Linked DNA regions of Homo sapiens: region 2 is linked to region 1. Evidence: chromatin contacts called from ENCODE Hi-C or POLR2A ChIA-PET data. All regions are on one chromosome and are shown on one strand. The core of a region is the stretch at or near the end of the contact, and the rest is flanking DNA. Distances in the headings are between cores, read along the strand shown.

What was found. A loop is a pair of places that touch in the nucleus more often than their neighbours do. ChIA-PET counts read pairs that join two places held with the same protein, here RNA polymerase II (POLR2A). Pooled maps may share reads with other maps.
Region 2: a pooled map shows a loop between it and region 1 (2.5-fold over the local background). The contact joins the promoter of CD37 here to the promoter of AKT2 in region 1. A Hi-C loop is called at or near these places in 1 of 50 pooled maps. POLR2A ChIA-PET finds 5 or more read pairs at or near these places in 2 of 52 experiments (A673 and B cell).

The regions. Positions count from the first base shown.
Region 1 is chr19:40,280,306-40,287,054 of GRCh38, reverse strand. It overlaps AKT2 (AKT serine/threonine kinase 2), which reads left to right and starts at 1,710. Exons shown (of 14, transcript NM_001626.6): 1 at 1,710-1,874. It overlaps MIR641 (microRNA 641), which reads left to right and starts at 4,414; the gene lies at 4,414-4,512. RefSeq lists enhancers at 558-1,389, 2,546-2,685, 6,307-6,426, 6,467-6,516 and a silencer at 1,676-2,175.
Region 2 is chr19:49,334,156-49,340,298 of GRCh38, reverse strand. It overlaps CD37 (CD37 molecule), which reads right to left and starts at 4,893. Exons shown (of 8, transcript NM_001774.3): 1 at 4,690-4,893; 2 at 4,513-4,585; 3 at 3,266-3,390; 4 at 3,078-3,152; 5 at 2,270-2,374; 6 at 1,363-1,599; 7 at 886-969; 8 at 1-48. The coding sequence starts at 4,758. It also overlaps a transcript of SLC6A16 not described here. RefSeq lists enhancers at 1-835, 4,663-4,782, 5,273-5,342.

The DNA.
Region 1 (6,749 bases), core at 461-2,960:
GGACAGGAGTGAAGAGGGTTGGTCACAGTAACCTTGAGTCTAGATTAGGGCAGAAGGGCTAATGCTTGAAACAAACATTCTGCAAGAGCCCACTCTGGGCAATGTTGGATACACACTGATCTCTGAGACAGTCTTGGTCTCTTCCTTTACTGTGTTTCCTGTGCAGTGGGGGAAACAGACCTGTCACCAGACAGTAATAGATGAAAATGGTTAGGGCTGTGAAGGGGGAGGCATTGGTCAGAGTTATTAACACCGACTGATGGGGAAGACCGGGAATTAGGAATACCAAGCAGCAAGTTCCAAGCTAGAAACCAAATAAGAAAGGGCTAGTTCCAGCATTAGGTTTACGTCTCAGAAAACGAAAGCCGAACCCTCAGCAGGATTTGCCTGAAACACTCTCACAGACTGAGGTGGACCCAGGATTCAACTCTCAGTCAGGCATTTTTCTCACTTACCAATGCATACAATTGCCAAGTTATATGGCATACTGGAACCCAAATTCAGGAGGCAGCACAATCCCCTATGAGAGAGGAGGGGCTGGGAGCCAGATGTCTCACAGCTGTCCAGTATACTAGCTAATATACGGATTAGGATCTGTGCAAAGCTCTTTTCTTGCAGGGTCATTTTTTTTCTTTTTTCTTTCTTTTCTTTTTTTTTTTTTTTTTTGAGACGGAGACTTGCACTGTCGCCCGGGCCGGAGTGCAATGGCATGATCTCGGCTCACTGAAACCTCTGCCTCCCGGGTTCACGCGATTCTCCTGCCTCAAGCCTCCCAAGTAGTTGGGATTACAGGCACACACCGACATGCCCGGCTTTTTTTTTTTTTTTTGTATTTTGAGTAGAGACGGGGTTTCACTATGTTGGCCAGGCTGTCTCGAACTCCTGACCTCATGATCCGTCTGCCTTGGCCTCCCCAAGTGCTAGGATTACAGGAGTGAGCCACCGCGCCCGGCCGCAGGGTGATTTTAAGGCCTTTATGGGCCCAAGTTGCATTATAAAATGTTATATCCCAGATTCACTGGAATATGTACGATGAGAGCAGGTGGCATTAATATCTTGCAGTAATGAACTAATTGGTAAAAACCGTTTTGTTTACATTAAAATGGTTCAAAAGCCAGCGACACAGCGATGATTGTTTCCATTTAGCAGATGTGGATACTGAGGCACAGAAAACGGTCAAGCCTTCTGCCCACAGTCACCAGAAAGGAGGAAATTCAAGTCTGGGGTTGTGTGGCTTCAGAGCCTGAGCTCAACCATGACGAGCACACTGAAAAGGAAACCCCTCCTAACTAACTCCCGCTCCGGGGTCCTTTAAGAGCGTCAGAACCCAGAACTGAGTAAAACAAGATCAAAGCGTATGTAAATACGGACTAGGGGCTGCCGGGAAATAATCACTACGGCTAGGCCCTAGGGAAAGCAGACGTCGGAGTCCTAGTGCGCCTGCGTAGCCCCATCTCGCCTTTCCGCCCCACGGCCTAGCGAGGCCCATCTCTAACCCACACAGGCCCAAAGTTGTCTAATGTGCGCAGGCGCCCTGCTGTGAGCCCGCCTCCTTCTCTGCCCTGCTCTTGCGCTCTCGCTCTCTCAGAGTTCGTCTCTGGCTCTTTGTACGTCACTTCCTGTTTGTGGCGCGAGAGGGCGGTATTTCCGTCCAGAGGGTGGGAGGGGGCGGTAAGCGGGGGCTGGGGGGAGGGGGCGGGGGGGGCCGCGCCGTGCTAGCCGTTGGGCCTGCCTCGGAGGAGGCGTCGCCGCCGCCGCTGCCGCTGCCGGCGCCGTTGCCGCTGCCGGGAAACACAAGGAAAGGGAACCAGCGCAGCGTGGCGATGGGCGGGGGTAGAGCCCCGCCGGAGAGGCTGGGCGGCTGCCGGTGACAGGTGAGTGCGCCAGCGCGTGTCCCCGAACGCCCCCCCCACGATGGTCGCGTCCGGGCCCCCCGCGGTGCCGCGATGGGCTGTACCACCCGTGCCCGGCGGGGGGACCGCGGCCCTCGAGCCCCTCCTTCAGGAGCTGAGTGGGGGTGGCCGAGCGGGGGCGGTGGGACCAGCCTCGGGGGGCCGGGGCGGTGGCGGCGGGCCATACCACTGAGGCGGTGGGGGGAGCGCTGCAAGTTTGCGGGACGGGGAGCGCAGGCCGCAGCGTGCGCGGGCCGGGGGCTGGACCTTTCGGGCGCGGCGGGCAGATCGAGCCTGGCGTGCGCGGGCTAAGCTATCGAGGGGGCGCGCCGCATCAAGTGTAGAGGGCTGTACCTTTTTGGCGCTGTGGAAGCCGTTGCTGTGCTGTATTTACAGGGGTGGGGGCTTCTGGGGAGGATGCTTCCCCAACTGTGGCTGGGTTATATCACCACGGCGTTGGGGGAGCCCTGCTTAGAACGTAGGGGAACCCAAATCAGAGGACTGTGATGTTTGTGATCTTTAAGGGACTGGGACGGGGCGGGACAGGCCCTAGTGGGTTTTAGGGGCGTATTTTGGGAGGACTGTGATGCCGATTGGTGAGGAGGGGTTTCTGTTTCCTGTATTTGACGTGTGTGGCGTTGGGGGTTTACACTGATCTCAGCCTTTATTGAACTTCTTAACGACTCTGGAGGGAACGTCATGGTTACTGGGGTGCTTTGGACCATGGAGGTGCTGCTCTGGATTCCATTACCCTCTCAGATTATTTACCAGGCAGTAACAGTTCTTTCCTTCCATAGGGGAGGGAGGAAAGCTGTGTTAGAAGTCACTGAAGTTGTCTGAGCCTTAACATTCTGAAGAGGAAGAGGGATTGGGCTTGGATTTGAGGAGCCGTGCCCCTGCACCCGCTTGTTAAAACTTGGGAGGAAGGAGTGTTTGGGGGAACACCTCTTCCCCCCAGGGAAGCTCTCTGGGGGCATCTTGATCTTGGGATTGTGAGGACCTCTTCCTCTCATTTGGAGACCTCTTGGGGCTCAGCAAGACGCCTGGGCTGGAGTAACTAGAGCCTCCAATGGGCTGCTTTTCAACTTCATCCACTCCTACCTTCCCAGAGAAGCAGCAGGAGTTCACTCGTGGGCTGAACTTGGTTGGCAGTGGATGTGAAGGGTCCAGGAACCAACGCAGACCACTACATGCTCCTCTGTCGCTGGCCACGAAGCTGTTTGTGTCTCCCAGTTACCAGCTCGGTCACACATCATGTTTACACTCCCCACCAAGGCAGTAACAGTTGGCCTTGCAGTGAGGCCGGGAGCTGTTTTCCCAGCTGTTCCTCTTTGCATAGGCCAAGGGGACTTGGAGTGGGGGTGCCCCTGGCCCAGCCTGGCCCAGGGAGGAAGGCTGCTCTGAAGGGCTTGGGACAGTCAGATCCCCCATGGATCTGGTGTCTTATTGTGGTCTGTGGGCTGGTGCTGGGAGCAGCCAGCCCCAGAGGTCTGTGGCCAGTGTCCCTGCTCCCTAGGCCAGATCATGACCTTGGCTTGCCCTGTAGCCTTTGCTCTGGGTCTGGAGTTCCCAGAGGACTGGCTGCAGTCCCTGATTGACCCAGCAGACCTGGGCTGGTGATGTGGTCAGAGGGGGCAGATGGTTGCCCCTAGTCCGCAGCAGTGACTTCCAAGCTGACTGGCTTCCGTGGCTCGTGGTTCCTGGAGAGAAAGGTCCCACAGTCTGTGAGGCAGCGGCGACTCTGTAGAATCTTTCTCCACTAGGGGTTTGTTCCTCTGGTCCTCTCCTGCCAGCTTTTAGAGGGTTTGCCTGATGGGGCTAACAGTGGCAGTGAAAACAGTAATCATGAAATTGATGGCTGACAGTAACTGAGTGCATTCTGTGGGCCACACACTGTTTGGAATGCTTCATATAGATAAACTTGCTGAATACTTGAATTCTAGAGCGGTAGGCGCTGTTGTTATGCTCTCCCTTTTAGATGAGAAAACAGCATCTCAGAGAGGCAGATCATTTCCAGAGCTAGTGGATGCCCAGTGTTTATAGCATTCACCCCATGCCAGGCGTGTGACAGGGCTTTTGTACATGTGATCTCACTTAAGTCTCAAAACATACCTGTGGTTAGGCCTATTTTATGGAGAGCTACGAGCTAGTTAGAAGTGTGATACCATTTTACAGATGAGGAATCATTTCACTCACTGTGAAGTGCAAAGATTTCCCAGAGGTCTCATAGCTGAAGTGGGAGAGGTGTGATGTGAGCCCTTGGCCAACCTTGGCCTCAGATCGTCTTGTCAAGGAGAAACTGGAGGAGTGGCTTTTGTCTGTGAGCATATACTCTGCCCAGCCCTGTGCTTTGGGCTTTATATGGTATTTGTGTCCTTTTTTGCAGAGTCCGAAATTGAAGTTCAGAGGAAGAATTGCCTTCCACCGCATCTTATCAGACCCTATGGGTGCCAGGGTAGGATTTGAACCCAGGTCACTGAGCCCCTAGTGCCATGCATTCCTTGCTCACCAGGTTCCAGGCTGGGTGAAAGGAAGGAAAGACATAGGATAGAGTCACCTCTGTCCTCTGTCCTCTACCTATAGAGGTGACTGTCCTATGTCTTTCCTTCCTCTTACCCCTGAGCCTCAGGCTGCCCTGAGCATCTCTGCCTACAGCCAGTCCAGCATTTCTTGGTCCCTCCTCAGAGTGGAGGCAAGGCATCCTTTAACCCTGGGCAGGTGTGTGCTGGGAGAAGAAGACAGCAAGAGAGCCATGCAGGGGGTGACACAGCTACCAGGGACCTGCGTTAGCTAGCAGCAGGACGGTGAAGTCGGTTCTAGCTCTGCGACCTTGGACCACACTGTTCACTCCCATACAGTGGTCTCAGAAGGACGTCCACCTTGGGCTGTTGTGAGGATTAAATGAATTAATCCACGAGAAGCTCCTAGAATGGTGCCTGGTACTGTGTAAGTCTTGGTTGGCAGTCATGATTATGTTATGGAACGGAGGCATCCAGCCTCCCCCACCCCCTACTTTTGGTCCCCTCGAGCATTCCGGGATCCAGCTCCCCAGCCTGGCCCAGCTAGGATCCAGAACTTCAATGTTCTGGTTTCCAGCCTCTGTAAAGAGGTGTATGGAAGCGAGTGAGAGCACAGGGTTCAAATCCAGCCGTGCCACTCCATGGCTGTGTGACCTTGAGCAGGCTCCCCAACCCTTGTGAGCTCATTTCATCATCGGTGCCATGGGGATGATGATAATTCCCACCTGATAGGATTATTGTGAAGGCTGAGTGGATTAATTTGTGGGAAGCATTCATAACTGTTCTGGCATACAATAAGCCTACCGGAAATGTCTCCTCACTAAGAACAGTGCCCGACACATGGTGAGCTGTTGGTCTGTCTTAGCAATTGTAATTCTTAGTATTTCTGCCGGGACTTTGAAGGCCTTTGCCAGTTCACAGAACCGTGTCAGAGAGCACTAGGAGGAGATCAGGGCTGAAATTAGCATCTCAGTTTTACAGATGCAGAAACAGAGGTCGGGGGAGACATGCAATCAAGTCAGAACTGACAAGGGCAGCTCCCGGGCCCACTCCTCTTCCACGCAGTGGCTTTGCAGCCCTGAGCGCCTCCAAGGTAGACACACTGGAGTCTTTTCAGAGGTCAGGCTCTGTGCTTGTTTTTTTTTTTCTTTTGAGACAGGGCCTCCCTCTGTCACCCAGGCTGGAGTGCAGTGGTGTGATCACAGCTCACTGCAGGCTTGACCTCCTAGGCTTTAGTGATCCTTCCACCTCATCCTCTTGAGTAGCTGGGACTACAGGTGCATGCCACCATGCCTAGCTAATTTTTAAATTTTTTGTGGAAACGGGAGTCTCGCTATGTTGCTCAGGCTAGTCTTGAACTCCTGGGCTCAAGTGATCCTCCTGCCTCAGTCTCCTGAGTAGCTGGGACCGTAGGTGCATGCCACTGCCCCTGGTTCCCAGCCCACCACAGCTCACAGCTCTGGGAGTGGCAGGAAGGCTGGGCCTGGGCAGGGGGAGCAGCAGAAGTGCCTGCAGGGGTTGGCAGGGGCTGTGCTGCACTGGCCTGTGGGCCTGGGTGAGAGGTGAGGATGGATCCTAAGGGTATTGTGGAGCCGAGGAAAAGGTTTCACTCATCCGCCACCATTTACTGAACACCTCGTATGTGCCAGCGTTGCATCAGTACTGGGAATACAGCAGTGTACTTGCCAAAGTCCCTATCCTTGTGGGGCTAAGCAAGACCAACCCGAAACAGGTTAATAAGCAAGGAGCCGGTTAGAGGGGGAGGAGCTAGGCAGCGAATTCAAATCAGGTGACAGACTGGGCACTTCTTTAGATGCATGCGGCTGTGGGGAGGGCCTCTGAGCTGATCCCAGTTTGGCAAGGTGAGGCAGTCATGTGGGATGGGAGGAGAAGGAACAGCCCTCCAGGTGGAGGGAACCACAGTGCAAAGGTCTGAAGGGAGGACAGAGCTTGGTGAGGTGCAGGGACAAGCCTCACGGAGGCCTGTGTGGCTTGGCAGAGCGAGGGAGCAGGGAGGAGATGAGTCCTGGGGCTGCGGGGCAGGCAGGGCCCTTTCACTGGGAGCCTTGTGGACTGTCTGTGAAGGAGTTTGGAATTTCAGCAGGAACAGCCTGGTCAGATTCAGGGTGTTAGCAGGTGACCCAGGAGCCGGTCACAGGCTCCTGCCTGGGGGCGTGGGTAGATTTGACTGAGCGGAGCAGGGCGTTTCACAGGCCTCCCACTTCCCCTCCAGTAGCATCACTGCCTTACAGCCAGCAAAGGCCTGAGGGTTGCCTCCCTCCTGTGGTTTTCACACCGTGTTCTCCAGAGCCCGTGGCTGTTACTTTTAGGGAAAGAG
Region 2 (6,143 bases), core at 3,644-6,143, 9.1 Mb before region 1:
GTGGTCCAGGTTTCTGCACAGGAATATCGAGAGCGTCATGAACCCGAGCTATAGAGAAAGGAGATGAGGTCAGAGAAGTCGAAGGGGTGCTGGCGAGACGGGGGTGATGCCCACCCGGGCGAGAAAGGTCAGGGGTGGGGCCGTGAATTGGGCGGGAAGGGGCTGGAGAAGGGGATAGGTAGAAAAGGGCGGGGCTCGACGGGAACTGCCGCAGGGCTGGCTGATGAGGCGGGAATAGCTGCTACAAGTGGGGGTAGAGGCTGAGAAGGAGTAAGGTCGGAAGCAAGCCCAGGGTCCTTTATTTTGGAGGCTCATCTGTCTTCCCCCTCTGCCTCAGCCTCTAATTGTGCCTCCTCTAATTCTGCGCCCGCACTTCCAGTGTCAGGCTGGTCCTCGTCTTGAACCCACAGCGGCCAGAGCCCCAGGGCCATGGGCAGCTTGCCCTGCGGTGCCTTGTCTCCCCAGTTGGGGCAGGCACCCGCCATGCCCCAGCCACCCCACAGACTGCCGCTGTGCCCGCCGCCGCCGTCAGCGATCAGGCTGGGCCCGGGGCTCGAATCCCCAGCGCCCGGCACGTGCGGCTCGCATTTCCGGCGGAGTGCCCTGCGCTGTAGCTGTACGCTCAGCACCATGACAGTCATCTGCGGAGAAAGGGGAGGGAGATCGCAGCCAATAGCAGGAGGCTTTCCCTGCGTACACCCAATCAGGGCTCCCTGAAGCTGGGCCGCCCCCACCCTCCGGTGCTGGGTGGAGCGGCGGGAGGGCCGGGGTGGGCTGCGCTCCGCCCTGAGCTCGTCCTTCCCAGGCAACCGAAGGACGCGAAATGAAGGGCAGGGCCATCTAGGGATTTAGGGCCGATCGCGGGTGGGGGCGGGGCCAGATCACCTCGAGTAGGCCGACGCCCAGGCAAATGCCCACTATGGAAATAAGGTTGTTGTGCAGCCACTTCTGGAGGCCCTGCGCGCAGCCCTGGGGGGTGTAGGGAAAAGTTAAAGGGATTCTTTCTGGGACTCTCAAGCCCAGGCCCAGCGTTCTTTTCAGGCCAACCCTCACCGTCTTCAGGCATCTACCCGCTCCCCTAGTCACCAGGGCACTCTAGTCTCCTTACTAGTGCACCCTCGCTTCACCTTTTCCAAGCCTGGCCCCTCCCTAGACATCTGTATTCCAGAGCCAGCCCAGCCTTTTCTTTAGGCCCTGCCCTTCCTGCAGACCCCGCCCCCTTCAGAGGGCCCCGCCCCTCCTGCCGTACCTTTCCTTTTCTCGTAGACCCCGCCCTTTCTCAGGCCGCTACTCACTGACAGCCCTCCCCCTCCCGCAGGCCCCGCCCCATTCGACAGGTTTATGCTCCGAACCCCTGCCCACCTCGCGGTAGATGTGGCTCTCTGCAGGGACAGCGCAGATGTCTGCACTGTGTCTGGACCGCGCCAGGTGTCCAAGCCTGCTGAGCTGGGGCAAGATCACCTTATCTAGGATTGTGGAGTCGTTGGTCGCCGACAAGTTGTAGCAGGAGCAGGGCACGCGGTGCGCCTCCGACCCGTTACCTCTCAGGATGAGGACTTGGAACCAGTCCTGCGGGTAGTGCCAGCCGCAGCAGCGCAGCTGGGAGAGGGATACGAGTCAGAGGGACCGGGACTGGAGACATATGATGTTGGGGATCAGGGGACAAGGTGATGGGTATGAGGTCAGGTCGGGGAGCAGGGGACTAAGTGGTGGGTGTGGAGTGGGGGACAGTGGGCTGGGGTCACGATGGGGCCGGAGCCAGGGGACATTACGGGAACATGGGGCTGGGAAAGACGAGTCACGGGGTGACCTGGGGCTGGGGAAGGAGCTGCAGGGTCGCGCTGTGGACTAGAGATTGGGTGGGTGGTGCAATTGAGCCTCTGATACCCGACAGGTGAATAGGAGTGCGAGACCATGTGAGTCTCATCGGGGGCGGGGTCCGGTGGAAGCCAGAGTCACTACGGGGTAGGAAGCCGTGTCTCGCTAGGGTCTTGGGACTAGGGGCCTGACAACCTCTGGTCGGGGCGGGGGCGGGGGCGGAGTCTCTCGAGGTAGATGGCGAAGCCACGCCAGGGTCTGGGTACTGGGAGACCAGGCGACGCCGGGGACAGTTGTGTCATCTGGGGAGTGGGGAGCGTCGGGCCTGGGAGGGATTGGGGTGTGTTAGGATCGTAGAGCTGGGGGTCGGGCCCACGTTGGGGTGGAGTCTCCTCCAAGCACAGGGCTGAGGCGGGTCAGTCCGGGAGGGAACTGGAGGAGGGGGGCTTACCTGGAACTGCACATAGTCCCAGCTCTCCTCGGCCGCGGTCTCCTCGGGGTTGGTGCCGTACTTTTGGATGGTTTTCTCTACGACGTCCCGCAAGCTTCGCTCCAGCTGAGAGGCCACCAGTGAGGCTGGGCCTTATCTTCCCCGCCCCACCCCTCCCCCTCTCAGGCTGTGCCAGCCTCAGGCGGGCCCTGTGCATCTCTGGGCCAGTCTCAAATCCTTACTGAATGGCTAGCTCTGTGTACTTCAGGTCTGTCTTTCTGTTTCTTCCACTATTTCTACGGCTCATAAGTCTCTGTCTCTTCTTTCAGGGCGTCTATTTCTTTCTCTTGTTCTCTCTTTTTCCCGTGTGTTTCCCTTTGGAGCTGTTTATGCCTGTCTCCCTTGGTCCAGGTCGGTGTGTCTTTCTATTAATTTATTTTTTGAGACAGGGTCTCACTCTGTCACCCAGGCTGAGTGCATGGCTCACTGTAGCCTCAAACTCCCTGGCTCAAGTGATCCTCCCACCTCGACCTCCCAAGTAGCTGGGACCCCAGGTGCACACCATCACACCCGGATTTTTTTTTTAAATATAGATGGGGTCTCACTATGTTGCCCAGGCTGGTCTCAAACTCCTGGACTCCCACCTCAGCCTCCCAAAGTGCTGGGATTATGGGATTACAGGCGTGAGCCACCAGGCCCAGCCTCTTATTTCTCTTTATCTAGGTTAGCCCCTGTCTGCCCTTGTTTCGGTCTCTCTCCACCCTCTCCCACCACTCCCTTCCCTCTCCTCCCTGCTGGGGGTGGGTGGTGGCCACTGCAGGAAGCTCACCTGGGCCCGCTGAGTGGAGATGAGGATTCCCAGGGTGATCTGTGTGGCAAACAGGAGCAGCAGCATCCCAAAATACTGGGGAGCAGAGTGGAGAGATCAGGCTGACCACCCCTGCAACCCCGGCCCAGGCCATTTTTGAGGGTGGGGATAGGAGTGTTCCTAGGGACGGAGAGGGATGGTGCACTCACCAGGCCCAGGAGGCAGCGGAGCTCCTTGAGGGCCCCCACACAACCCAGGAGGGCGATGCCCATGGTGAAGATTCCTGAGATGGCCAGGACTTTGGACCAGATCTGCAGAGGCACGAAGGCCAAGCCTGGGAGAGGTGAGGGGAGTGATGATGAGCTGTGTGGCACAGCTCCAGGCAGCCCCATTTCCCACCTAGGCAGCCACCCAAGTGGGGAGCAGTATCTTGGTGCCCCTCTCTCTGGGACTCTGTCCCTGCCCCACCCTGAGTCCCTGTTTCCTTCTGAAACTTTCTCTTCTTTCTGGGCCTGTTTCCCGTCCCTGGATCTCTGTCTCTCTTCCTCTTACCCTCTCCTTCCTCCTTCAGCTCCTCCTCGTCCCCAGTAGTTTCAGCCCTATCACTTGTTCTGTGACATTGGCTTGGCTCCTTAAACCTCCCTGAGGCATAGGAGATGATATCTATTTCTTAGGGTTTTTTTTTGAGTTGGAGCCTCGCTCTGTCCCCCAGGCTGGAGTGCAGTGATGTGATCTCGGCTCACTGCAACCTCTGCCTCCCAGGTTCAAGTGATTCTCCTGCCTCAGCCTCCCTAGTAGCTGCGACTACAGGCATGTGCCACCATGCCTGGCTAACGTTTTGTATTTTTGAGTAGAGACAGGGTTTCACCATGTTGGCCAGGCTATTCTCGAACTCCTGACCTCAAGTGATCCACCTGCCTCGGCTTCCCAAAGTGCTGGAATTACAGGTGTGAGCCACCGCGCCCGGCCCCTAGGGTCATTTTGAGAGACACATGAGGACATGTGTTCAACCCAGTCCTCAACACAGGGCAAAGACTTCTTAAATATGAGCGTTTAGGGTTATATTTCATTATTATTTAGGGTCATACTTCATTATTATTTTCCTATTATTAATGTTATTTTGGCTCTTTTACGTCCTTGCTGTATGACATCCATCAAGGGGCTTCCCCTCTCTGAACCTCAAGCGAGGGGAAGGTTTGTGGGGGCATCTGACCAGCCACAAGTCCCGACAGATAGGAAGTGCTTGAGAAATGGCTCTCATGATCATTGTTGTTTGTATGCACAACCCCATTTGCCGGAAGAAGACTCAGGCTCCAAGAAGCCTCCGGTGAGCAGTGGATGGGAGCCTGTAGCCTGCCTGCAGAGTAGGGCACCGTAGGTCTCCCTGAGACAAGGGAGACCCCAGGAAGTTGCTTGGGTTGGGGGAGGCCCTCCCACCTGCCCCAGCCCCCCTCACCCACAAAGGACACGAAGCTGGTCTTGTCAATGAGGATCCAGATGCCGAAGCAGAAGATCAGGCTGCCGAGGACCTGGGGAGAGGAGATGCGGATACGGGGGTGGGCCACAGGGGAAGATGAGGGCTGGGTTAGCGGCAGGGGCTGGGCCCCGGCTGGGTAGCCATGAGGCAACTCACGAAGAAGAAGAGGTTGAAAACGAAGAGGAAGTACTTGATGAGGCTGAGGCAGCTCTCCTGGGCTGACATCTTCACCTAGTGGGGTAAGCGGTCCACTCACCACACAGAAGAGGTGCTGACAGTGGGGGAGACAGGGAGAAAGAAAGAGGCTGAGAGAGAAAGAGAGACGGAGAGCTGAGAGAGAAAGGAAGAACCCCAAAAGAGGAAGTTCCAGGGGTGGGGCTCCACCCACTCCCGCTTCATGTAAGGTGGCTTTCTGTCTCTCTCTCTGTCCCTGTCTCCCTCACCTGCTCCACTGGGACACATGCTCTGGTACCTGAGGGGCCTTGGAATTTGTGGGCACCAAGGACTCATGGGGCAGTCCCTCCCAGGTCTCCATGTCTCAGGCGCTGGGGGATCTAAAGGGACCCCTGATCTACTGGAACCCACCTCTGGGCATGGGGACCTCAGGGCTGACCCTGGACAGCAGCTGACCTCACAGACACTCTGACCTCATGGCCTGCTAAGCTCTCCCATCTCTGCATCCAGCTGTGTCTCCCATTTCCTGCCCTGGGTCTCTTGTTCCTCCTCTCTGGGTCTTTGTCCCCACCTTCCTGCTACTCCCCATCTCTGTCCCCTTATCTCAGCAGAGTCTCTCCCTCCTCTGGGTCTCTGTCCTCCTGCCTCCTGGGGTCTCTATCCTCCCTCTCTCTGTGTTTCTTTATTTTATTTATATATTTGTTTCTTTTTGAGACAGGGTCTCACTTTTCACCCAGGCTGGAGTACGGTGGGGAAAACAGCTCACTGTAGCCTGGGCTCAAGCTATCCTCCCACCTCTGCCTTCTGAGTAGCTGGGATTACAGGTGCACACTACCATGCCTGGCTAATTTTTGTATTTTTTGTAGAAATGGGGTCTTGCTATGGAGTGGGAGTGTTGTATTTTTTATATTTAATTAAAAAAAAACAGAGATAGGGTCTCACTAGGTTGCCCAGGCTGGTCTGGAACTCCTGGACTCAAGCGACCCTCCTGCCTTGGCCTCCCAAAGTGTTGGGATTACAGGCGTGAGCCACTGTGCCTGGCCTCTCTCTGCTTCTGGCCCCTTCTTTGGGTCCTTCCTCCTTTCTCTCTTCATCTCTCTTTTGTTTTTGTTTTTGAGACAGGGTCGCCCAGGCTGGAATGCAGTAGTGCGATCATAGCTCACTGCAGCCCCAACCTTCCCAGGCTCGAGCAATCCTTGCACCTCAGCCTCCCAAGTAGCTGGGACTACAGGTGCACACCACCATGCCTGGCTAATTTTCTTCATTTTTTGTAGAGATGGGAGTCTCACTGTGTTGCCTAGGCTGGTCTCAAATTTCTGGGCTCAAGTGATCCTCCTGCCTTGGCCTCCTAAAGTGCTGGGATTATGGGCGTGAGCCACTGTGCCCAGCCTGTCTTCTTTTCTCTGTCTCCCCCTTCCCCACTTGTTTTTGTGCCT